Linked DNA regions of Homo sapiens: region 1 is linked to region 2. The links are chromatin loops, found by intact Hi-C in ENCODE. Cell type or tissue: B cell. All regions are shown on one strand. Links, peaks and the distances in the headings refer to the core of each region. The heading gives the core; the rest is flanking DNA.

Region 1 (5,382 bases), core at 110-5,109, 53 kb before region 2:
ATTTAGTGTACCATGGGTCTTTCTCTGCCTTTATATTCATTCTGCCTCTGAGAAGAGAAACAACATGACTGGCAAATTTGGGAAGAAAACTGGGCATACTCTTCGTCTTGGTAGTAAATTATCTGTAAAGAGCACGTATTTTGCCCTGCTTGTCCAGGGGCAGGCCCTTCTTGACTTATGTTTTGGGGTGTGTCTGGCTAAATGTTGGCTAAGTCTTGACCTCTAATCTGGTCTTCCTCTATTTCCAAGTTCTCTGGCACCTATTTTACTGAGGCCATAGAAACCTCTGTGACCTGTTTTGCTTAACCAGAACCTGTTTTTCAACCATGAAATGATTTGGAGGATCTGGGATAAAAGACTCAAAACTATATCATTAGTACTATTGTGTTAAGAATGGGCATATTTGAGTATTTTAGAGGATTTGGCTTATTAGAACACAACCTCACAACTCCAATTTAAAATTGGTAAGTGTGAAATTGAATGAGAGTTGATTCTGAGTTGAAATCTTCCTGTTTATGTGCAGTATTGGAAATTTCAACAGGCTCACCTCAATAGTGAGTTTATTAGCTGTTGAAGTACTCGGCAAATACTGAATGAGGGCCCTGTAAAAACGATTATTAGATATATAGTTAGGCTGCTAGAAGAAATATTTGTAAACTGTTTTTAAAAACTTACGGAAGAACTAAGTTTGATTTTGTAAATTATATACATTAAACATTAATTTTAAAAATGAACATTAGTTTCTGTGTAGTGTCTTCTGCAAATAAAATTTGCCCTCAAGGACACCAAAAAAATTCATATCATCATGCACGGTCTTCTTGCTAGGTTGCTAAAGAAGTCCCTTAGTCTCCCACAAAGCCTGCATGGGTCAGCAGTCTAAAAATGGCCTCAGCCACGTGGCTAAAGGTGTATCTGCAATACTGCAAATAGCCCAGTAGAAACCTGGACACCAGGTTGAAGTGTGGGAAGCGGAAGTGTAGGGTAATGATGAAGTTAGGATGCTGCTGAGGAATGTCCTGGGGTCAAAGGCTACACCATTGTGAGCCGCTCAGTGAAAGGCGTGAGGAACGGACGCAGAGGGACAAGTGTCTCAGATTGATGAAACCATACTTACAGGGGGAGTGACAGAGGCTCCAGGGGATGTCCACCTGGACTGCTGAGATGGGCCTAGTGGTGAGCAGGGACATGCTGCCTGGATCTGAGAGGTCTGCTGCACAGTTGACACTTACTTGTCTGAGGGCACTGAGGAGCCACTGTTTAAAGCATATGTAGGTTAAGATTCGCCATCACTCATCCACAGAAGAGCTGGTGCCCATTGAGTGTGAGACATTAGGTGCTGAGGAGCTGTGTTTAGGGCAGTGACAAACCAAAGAAACAAGGTCCCTGCCCTCAAGGGCCCCACAGTCTAAGAGGAGAATGCATGATAAACAAGTAACCGATGAATACTTTTGGAGAGGTGTCTGCTGTTAAAGAAAGCAGACAAATGGGATGGGGGAGTGGGGAGGGGCTGCTCCTTTAGAAGTGGTCAGAGGGCCAGGCACAGTGGCTCATGCCTGTAATCCCAGCATTTTGGGAGGTTGAGGCGGGTGGATCACTTGAACTCAGGAGTTTGAGACCAGCCTGGCCAACACGGCAAAACCCCGTCTCTGTCAAAAATAACAAAAAATTCGCCAGGCATTGTGGTGTGCACCTGTGAACCCAGCTACTTGTGAGGCTGAGGTGAGGAGGATCGCTGAGCCAGGGAGGCGAAGGCTGCAGTGAGCCAAAATGGTGCCACTGCACTCCAGCCTGGGTGACAGACGGAGACCCCATCTCAAAAAAAAAAAAAAAAAAAAAAAAGGGAGGTCAGAGCAAGGAGCCACAATCTGCACAGAAAGCAGGTCCAGCAGGGGAAACAACTCCTGCGACAGCCTGAGGGTGAGAGAGACGGCAGCACGAGCTTGGCCTGCTGAGGCAGGGGTCAGCAGTGATGGGAGTGGGGATAAGACATGAGACAGGAAGAGGAGATGCCAGCCGAGGCTGTGAGACAAGGAGTCTTGGGACACAAATGCAGTCCACAAACCCAGGGCTGCAACGCATTCTGTCTCATTGTTTTCTTGGAATCAAGTAAAATCCGACTCTGAGCCTCATCCCATCCAACACTGGCCAGGAGAGAGGCTCTGCCACCCATCTTGGGACTCACAGAACCCTGGTGGCAAGTCTTGGGGGCTTTGGACAATGAGGGCTGGGCTGCTAATATTTCTAAGTAGAAACCCCTGGAAAGAAGCAACTGCAGGCTCGGGTTTCCCGTGAGTCACGGGCCGAGAGCGCTGGTCTCCACGGTCAAGAGACCTGGGCCTCTGGGACCTACCTTCCTGGCCCCTCTCTCAGGCCCTCAAAGGCCTCATTCTCTCCCTTCCCCTAGCAGAACACCCCGGAGCCAGGGAGGCTTCAGGAAAACAAGAGATAGGTTCTCTGCCCTTGCTCGACTTCCTAGTGGGTAACTCATACCTTTCCGAGGCAGACGAGCGCAACGGCCTTGCTCTTTGCCTAGAACTGGGGGTGGAAGCAGTAATTACCGGTACACGTGTTCTAGAAAGATTACGCTGGCTGCAGAGGGAAGTACCTAAGTTAGACGGGCAGGAAACACATTTCTGCCATAAAGATATTTCGCCGGTGACTGTGCCTAACTTCAGGGGCTATCTTCAGCCCAGTGAGGGAAGTCCTGTCTCCCTGACTGGCGGGGCGCCTGCACTCTCCAGGCGTCATTCGGTGAGTCACAGCGCGGACTCCAGGTTTCCCAGCATTACTGGGAGGGGGCAGAATTCTTTTCCTCTTTGCATCTGCACGGAGAATTCTCATCTCAAAAGCCAAACCTTGGAGTTGTTGCTGACTCCACACTTCAAGCAGACTTTAAAATAAAAGGAGGTAGAACATACTTTTTTTTTTTTTTTTTAATTGAGACGGAGTTTCACTCTTGTGGCCCAGGCTGGAGGGCAGCGGCGCATTCTCGGCTCACTGCAACCTCCGCTTCCCGGCTTCAAGCGAGTCTCCTGCCTCAGCCTCCTGAGTAGCTGGGATTACAGGCACGTGCCACCACACCTGGCTAATTTTTGTATTTTTTAGTAGAGACGGGGTTTCACCACGTTGGCCAGGCTGGTCTCGAACTCCTAACCTCAGGTGATCTGCCCGCCTCCGCCTCCCAAAGTGTTGGGATTACAGGCGTGAGCCACTGCGCCTGGCCCACATTTACTTTTTACTGGTTAGTTAAAGCTCAAAGGTCAAAGAGCTGTAATGGCTAACACCCACCAGCTAATGGCGCTAATGGCATGTCTGCCTGGCTTACTGAGCTCAGTGCCTGCCAGGTCTGGAGCAGCCCCATGGGGCCGGATGCGCCATGTTGTCTGCAATGTCTCCTGGAGCCTTGGGCTTGGATGCCTCCCCTTCCAGCTCAGCTTCACTCTCTCTGACTGTCCACATGACTAGCTGCTGTGTGGACACCTTCAGCAAAAGCACAGCTTTCCTGGTCAAACGTTGTATCTGTCCTTGAAACTCATCCTACCTTCCGAATGCCCCAGCTCCTTTCTTAAGTCACTCAGGCTGTCCTCTTGAGTTCTTCCCCTCTCTAGATCCCCCAGGCACGAGGCTGCCAAAACATGGACTCTGAAATAAGGTGGATTTTGCCATGGCAGCACAGTTTGTGGCTCTCAATTCTAACAGTATCCTGTGGGAGAGCTGAGAAAGGTTTTTCCCTACCTTGATCCTTCTGCAACTCCTTGCAACCTTTAGATCATTCTTATAAAGTTGGTTGGCATCTGAAGGCCCACAGAGCAAGCAGAATAGTAAAGTATTCATTTAAAAGGTTCCCCCATATTGGAATAAAGCATATGAAAAAGCAGACAGCAAAATGTTCTAAGATCTGTTCTGAGAGAATCTGTAGAGACATCCTGAGAAAAGAACATTCTTTGCTGATTGTTTTTTTTGTTTGTTTGTTTTTTAAGACAGGGTCTTGCTCTGTCACCCAGGCAGAGGTGCAGTGGCACAATCAGGGCTCACTGCAGCTTCCGCCTCCCTGGGCTCAAGTGATCCTCCCACCTCAGCCTCTAGAGTAGGTGGGACTACAGGCACATAATTACTGTGTCTGGAGTTGGCTCCTGCTGGTGGGTTCGTGGTCTTGCTGACTTCAAGAATGGAGCCGCAGACCTTCTCAGTGAGTGTTACAACTCTTAAAGATGGCACGGACCCAAAGAGAGAGCAATAGCAGGGTTTATGGTGAAGAGCAAAAGGACAAAGCTTCCACAGGGTGGAAGGGGACCCGAGCTGGTTGCCGCTGTTGGCTGGGGTGGCTAGCTTTTATTCCCTTATTGGCCCCTCCCCACCATGTTCTGTTTCTGTCCTATCAGAGTGCCCTTTTTTCAATCCTCTCTGCGATTGGCTACTTTTAGGATCCTGCTGATTGGTGTGTTTTACAGAGCACTGATTGGTGCATTTTACAACCCTCTTGCTAGCTACAGAGCGCTGATTGGTGTGTTTTACAGAGCACTGATTGGTGCATTTTACAATGCTCTTGCTAGCTTCAGAGCACTGATTGGTGCATTTTACAATCCTCTTGTAAGACAGAAAAGTTCTCCAAGTCCCCACTCGAAACAAGAAGTCCAGGTGGCTTCACCTCTCATCAACATGCCCGGATAATTTTTTTATTTTTGTAAAGACGAGGTTTCACCATGTTGCCCAGGCTGGTCTTGAACTCCTGAGATCAAGTGATTTGCCCACCTCAGCCTCCCAAAGTGACACCGCACCCGGCCCGCTGATCACTTAAACACTATCTTCTTTAGACAGAATGTCAAATTTATGTCTATGCTGAAGTTAACAAAAAATATGACTCACTCATTTCAATTTTTTATTAAAATACTTTTTTGTTAATAGGGACAACCAAAGAAAAATACACAATTTTATATGTTGTAGATCATATAAAATACAATAAACATAAACTCTTGGGAATGCAGAATAGATTTCAAAATCTTAAAAGAAGCTTTCATAAAAATAAACTTTAGAAATGTGGCTTATATTTACTGCATTTTTTCAGAAAACTTTCTTTTCTCCATTTTAATGCTACCCTGATTATAAATAATGGTCCAAATTTCTAACATCTTATCAATTTTGCTTTCTGGAATTTTAGAAATCACATGTCTAAATGAAGACCTCTTTTTTATACCACCCTACATAAACACAGAATAGATTTTATTTAAATTACCATTTGATTTGGCACCACTATTGTAAATACAATTTTAGTAATAATTAAATGTTATGGGGGAAAAACTAACAGAAAAACCTGCTAACAAGCACAAGTCTTACTATAAGAAAGGATCTTTTATATATGGCTTTTATGATACCCACTGATTT
Region 2 (5,382 bases), core at 99-5,098:
TTATATATTTTACTAACCTCACTATGACTAAATTTGGGTTCTGCTCAGTTGAATGGAACATGTGATCAAAACTAAACACCAAGTTCCCTGAAGTCCAAAATAAAGACTGACTCAATGCTTCCAATTATTTACTGCTACCACCTCCCCCAAAGTCCTTAAATGGGTTCTATTTAACCCTTATAGGCACTGTGCTAAGTATTTTATATGCATTGTCTTGAATCTCATAAAGATTCATGTCGTTATTATCCTTATTTTTTAAGTGAAGTCATGAAATTTATACAACTTCATTCAATTAGTGGCTAGAATTTGACCCCAGTTATGGTTAGGTATTCCTGTTTTGTAAACATTAAAATGAGAAATATAAAAGTTATTTTTCATTAAATTAACATTTTAATAATTACAGTTATTACTCTCTTAGAAAGAATAAGCCTATAATTAAACTTAGATAATTCTTTAGATTGTTTAATCAAAGGCATTATTATATCTTTCACTCTCAGTACCTGAATACAACTAGAAATGCTATTGCCCAAGTTTAATCATTGTTTGTAAAGGTAAAATTGGACTCATTGGCTAAGAGTTGCAAAACCAGTGACTTGGAATGCAATACTTAATTTTTTTTGTTGTCGCTTCAGCTGGTTAATGACTATATCTTCTGCTTCCCTAGTCTGCAAGTCACAGAGAAAGTGTGGTTGTTCCTCATGTGGAGAAGAGAAGGCTGAGAATGAGTGGTTTCATGATTTCTGTGAGTTCACACAACTGCGGCTTTGAAACAAGGTCTTCTGACTCAAGGCTTTTTCTACCACCACTGCTCTTGCATGTTAGAGGCAAGGTAATATGGAATAAGACATCTTCTATGTGTAAATAACTATGCTAGATGTTCTTAAAGTTTGGTAGACACGTTGTTCAATAATTTTATGATGGAAAAAAATTAAAACTTTACACTAAATGGTAAACTGAAATTTATACATTTGAGCTACTCTCTATTGACCAGTATGAGTATTTAGAGAGAATTTGGCAAACTGTTTTCAAAGCTTATATGAAATGAAAGTCTGGCAGGATGAAAAGTTTGAGGGAAAAATCTAATCATTCAAAATGTATTTTACTACATTTATATTAAGGAAAACCTTCAATATGACAGAGAATTTCAAATTTTTAGATGCCAGAAGACAGATTCGATCATCTTTAGAGAAGAATCTTATTCCATATACAGTCACGCTTTATCGCTTAAGGATAGGGATACATTCTGAAAAATGCATCCTTAGGCAATTCTGTTGTTATATGAATATCAGTATATACTTATACAAACCTACATGGTAGAGCCTGCTATAACCCTAGGCTATATGGTATGGCCTATTGTTCCTAGGCTACAAACCTGTACAGCATGTTACTGTTCTGAATACTGTAAGCAATTATAACACAATGGTAAATATTTGCATGTCTACACATATCTAAACATAGAAAAGGTACAATAAAAATACAGTATTATAATCTTATGTGACCACCATCATATATGTTGTCTGCCATTGACCAAAATGTTGTTACACAGTGCCATGACTATACAACTGATGCTCTGGTCAGATATTAATTATTTATGCAAAATAAATTGAGGGGGAGTATATTTATCCAAGATTAAGATTAGACTTTAAGAGTTAACATTTATTGTATGAACTCCCAAATTTCTAGGCCAGAAATGGAAACTAACAACTTGAGGAAGAATCTTATTAATATTGACTCTCAGTTACTGATAAATATTTCCATTCTTGTTGCAAAGATCTGAGAGATTTGTTAACCCTGTTGCTATAATAAAACAAGGAAACGTCATTGAAAACAACATTATATTCTAGTAAAGATAGCAAATGACTTGGACTTACAAGATCTGGTTTTAAGCCCATAAGCTGTTTGCAACCCTGAGTCTCGGTTTCCCAGTCATAAAAAAGGAATGGTGTTCCTGGATTTTCCCTTACAAACTTGGGCATCCCAATGAGATAACGAATATCAAAATGCTCCGGTGACCCAGCAATCCCATTCCTAGGTATTTACTCAAGAAAAATTAAAACATAGGTCCATAAAAAGACCCATATGGGAAAGTATCAACATCATTCATAATTACTGAAAACTGGAAACCACGCAAGGTCCAACAATCAGTGAATGGATAAACAAATTGTAGTACATCCACACAAAGGAATCCTACTCATCAATAAAAAGGAAAGAACTACCCAACACACACAATAATATGGATGAATCTCAAAGCATTATACTGAATGAAAGAAGCTAGACAGAACAAAAGGCTATATACTGTATGATTCCTTTTATATAACATTCTGGAAAAGGCAAAACTATAGAGAAAAAAAATCAAATCAGTGGTTGCCAGGGGCTGAGGCTAGGGAAAAAGCTAGGTCCAGCTACAAAGGGGGCACAAGGGAATGCTTTAGGGTGATGAAAAATATTCTCTATCTTGATTGTAGTAGTAGTTACATGAGTACATGTTTGTCAAAAATCATAAAACTGTACATCTAAAAACAGTGAACAGGCTGGGAGCAGTGGCTCATGCCTGTAATCCCAGGATTCTGGGAGGCCAAGGTGGATGCATTGCTTGGGCTCAGGAGTTTGAGACCAGCCTGGCCAATACAGCGAAACCCCATCTCTACTAAAAAAATACAAAATTAGCTGGGGGTGGTGATGCGTGCCTGTAATCCCAGCTACTCAGGAGGCTGAGGCAGGAGAATCACTTGAACCCAGGAAGCAGAGGTTGCAGTGAGCTGAGATGGAGCCACTGTACTCCAGCCTGGGTGACAAAGCGAGACTCTGTCTCAAAAAACAAAAAAACAAAAAGACAAAAAAAAAAAAAAAAACCCAGCATGGTACACTGGGGTTTCTTCATAAATTTTAAAGAAATAAACCTAAACTGAAAAATATAAAGCATTAAGTTGGTATTAAAGCAATGCAGAAGACAGTTCTAACTCTGAAAATATATTGCTTTAATTTACTTTTAACCTAAAACTGAAATTTTCTAACCAAACATAATTTTTTTCAAAGAAACATAAAATAATGCTAGTGAAAATGTAAAACACAAAAGTTGTATATACCATAAAATTGTTAAAAATAATCTAAACAGAGAATAAAAACCAGAAGGAGCTATATCAAAATAGTAAGAGTAGTATGTGTTTGGATAATAGGACTAAGAACGTTTTACTCTTTTTTTCTACTTCTCTGTATTTTCTGAATTTGGGGGTAGAAAATATATTTTTATAATAGCAAATAAACATTTAATTTATTTGGATATTATGACTTCTTAAGATCCAGTTTAATTAATGTTTGAACAATTACAAAAGATATTTAAAAACACAAACTGAGGTTCTTAAATTAAGGAAACTAAGTATTTATAATGTCTTGAGCTAAAAAACAGAAATGTAGGAATAAATCTAATTAAGTATTTACTTGCATATTGTGTAAGCATAAGTAATCAATGAAGCATTATATTATACCTATGCTGACACTACTTTTACTTAGGTCAAATGAGTATTTTAAAATAAATAAATAAATAAATAAAATATTCAATTAGCCCCTATTCAAAAGAATAAACAATTATAATTAGATTGGGTTATAACAAATCTGTTTTGCCATAATACTCTTTAAGGAGGGCATCACATGAATCTTCAAACCCAGGAGAGAAATATCAACCCAACCTCATTAGCATGTTGTTCTTTACAAATTCTAACTGATTGGTAAACTTTTGTCCTGAAAATAACATACACTTGAATGAATCAGTATTGAAAAGAGTACTTATTTTTGGCTAAATAAGTCAGCATACAAGTTCATGTATATATATGAATTACCAAAATATATCAAACAGTGCCTCTTTCTCACATAAACCTAGTAACAAACATTTAGATGCTAATCCTACTTACTGTACAAGTCCCCCAGTGAATTTCTTTAAAAGAATCCAGCTGGAGTGAGTTGGGAGTAGGTACAGATGAGACTGACCACATGTTGATCACTGTTGAGGCTGAGTAATGGGTAAATGGGGGGGTTATTTTACAATTTTTCCTACTTTATGTATGTTTGAAAATGTCCGTGTGTCCCAGTGAAATCCTCATTTTGTTTTAACAATGCAACAGGTGAAACAACTAGTGAAAATAAATTTTAATCTCCATTTATATATTAGCAGCTACTATAACTGCATTAAACATTTGGAGGGAAACGATGTATTCTTTCTTTAAATTATATCAGGCCTAACTCATTACATTTGAACATTAATTTCAGAGATTTTCATGGGGTGTTAACTGAAGCAAAACAGGACAAAAATAGGTTAGCGCCACAACTTTTTTTTTTTTTGAGATGGAGTCTCGCTCTGTTGCCCAGGCTGGAGTGCAGTGGCACGATCTCGGCTCACTGCAACCTCCACCTCCTGGGTTCAAGCGATTCTCCTGCCTCAGCCTCCTGAGTAGCTGGGATTACAGGTGCACGCCACCATGCTCGGCTAATTTTTGTATTTTTAATAGAGACGGGGTTTCACCATGTTGGTCAGGCTGTTCTCAAACTCCTGACCTTGTGACCTGCCCGCCTCAGCCTCCCAAAGTGCTGGGATTACAGGCGTGAGCCACTGCACCCAGCCATGGCACCACAACTTTTAAGAGCAGGAAAATGGGATGAAGAGGAAAGAAACAATTTAGGAAAATAATGTTCACGAGAGAAAAGAGAAAACATTTTACATTGTAAACCAAAATATTACTAGTGTACTAACAAATCAAGATAACTATAGCAAGAGACTAAAGTTGAATCTAATTTGCACTGATTAAGAAAAAAAGAAGAAAAAGTTAATTCTTTAGTTTACTGTAATTAAGGAAGCCCTAAACTTACCTGAACTATTTATTTTTAACTTAAGACAAAATATACTTTTAAAAGCTAGAATTATTAATGAGAAGTAAACTATTTTAAAATTCCAACTTATTTCAGAAAACTTAAGATTTATTTAATAACTAAATCAATTTTTAGAATAAAAAAGCAGACTGTCAATTTAGCACATAAAAGAGCTAAATAAATGTTCAGACAACAAAGTACTAAAATGATGCATTATCTCTGAACCCAATTTTGAATATTTTCATGAAATACAATGTTTATGTCATCCTAAAAACTATCATAAATATTAGCCAAAGTACTCACAAGTTAATATAGGAGTTTTTCCACTCTTAATACAAAATGGGACTTGAGATTTCTGGGGTATAGCATAATATTGATCCAAATTTTAAAAATTATTTTCACAAAAGCAGCAGGGGAAAGTAGTAAAGATCTTCTTAAAGGAAAATCCCATATTACCAAATTTTTTTTTTCCTGAAACAGGATAACTAAACCCCTCATTATATGAGCAAGGAAGTACACCCA

What was found. Peaks named below come from ENCODE experiments on the same cell type or tissue, not always from the same donor. Only the 100,000 strongest peaks of a DNase experiment are listed, where the experiment ranks them.
Region 1: it touches region 2 in a loop (2.9-fold over the local background); 2 of 110 quality-filtered maps call a loop at or near these places.

The regions. Positions count from the first base shown.
Region 1 is chr18:9,401,905-9,407,286 of GRCh38, reverse strand. It overlaps TWSG1 (twisted gastrulation BMP signaling modulator 1), which reads right to left. Exons shown (of 5, transcript NM_020648.6): 5 at 4,867-5,382. It overlaps LOC105371980 (a long non-coding RNA gene), which reads right to left and starts at 2,894. Exons shown (of 3, transcript XR_001753550.2): 1 at 2,491-2,894; 2 at 1,115-1,253. In B cell, for the core only: no CTCF peak of the experiment used is centred there; a DNase peak (open chromatin) is centred at 2,576; H3K4me3 peaks cover 1,482 bases; H3K27ac peaks cover 832 bases.
Region 2 is chr18:9,349,093-9,354,474 of GRCh38, reverse strand. All of the region lies in intron 2 of TWSG1 (twisted gastrulation BMP signaling modulator 1), which reads right to left. Among named protein-coding and RNA genes, the nearest start is that of TWSG1, 17 kb to the right of the region's middle. In B cell, for the core only: no CTCF peak of the experiment used is centred there; no DNase peak of the experiment used is centred there.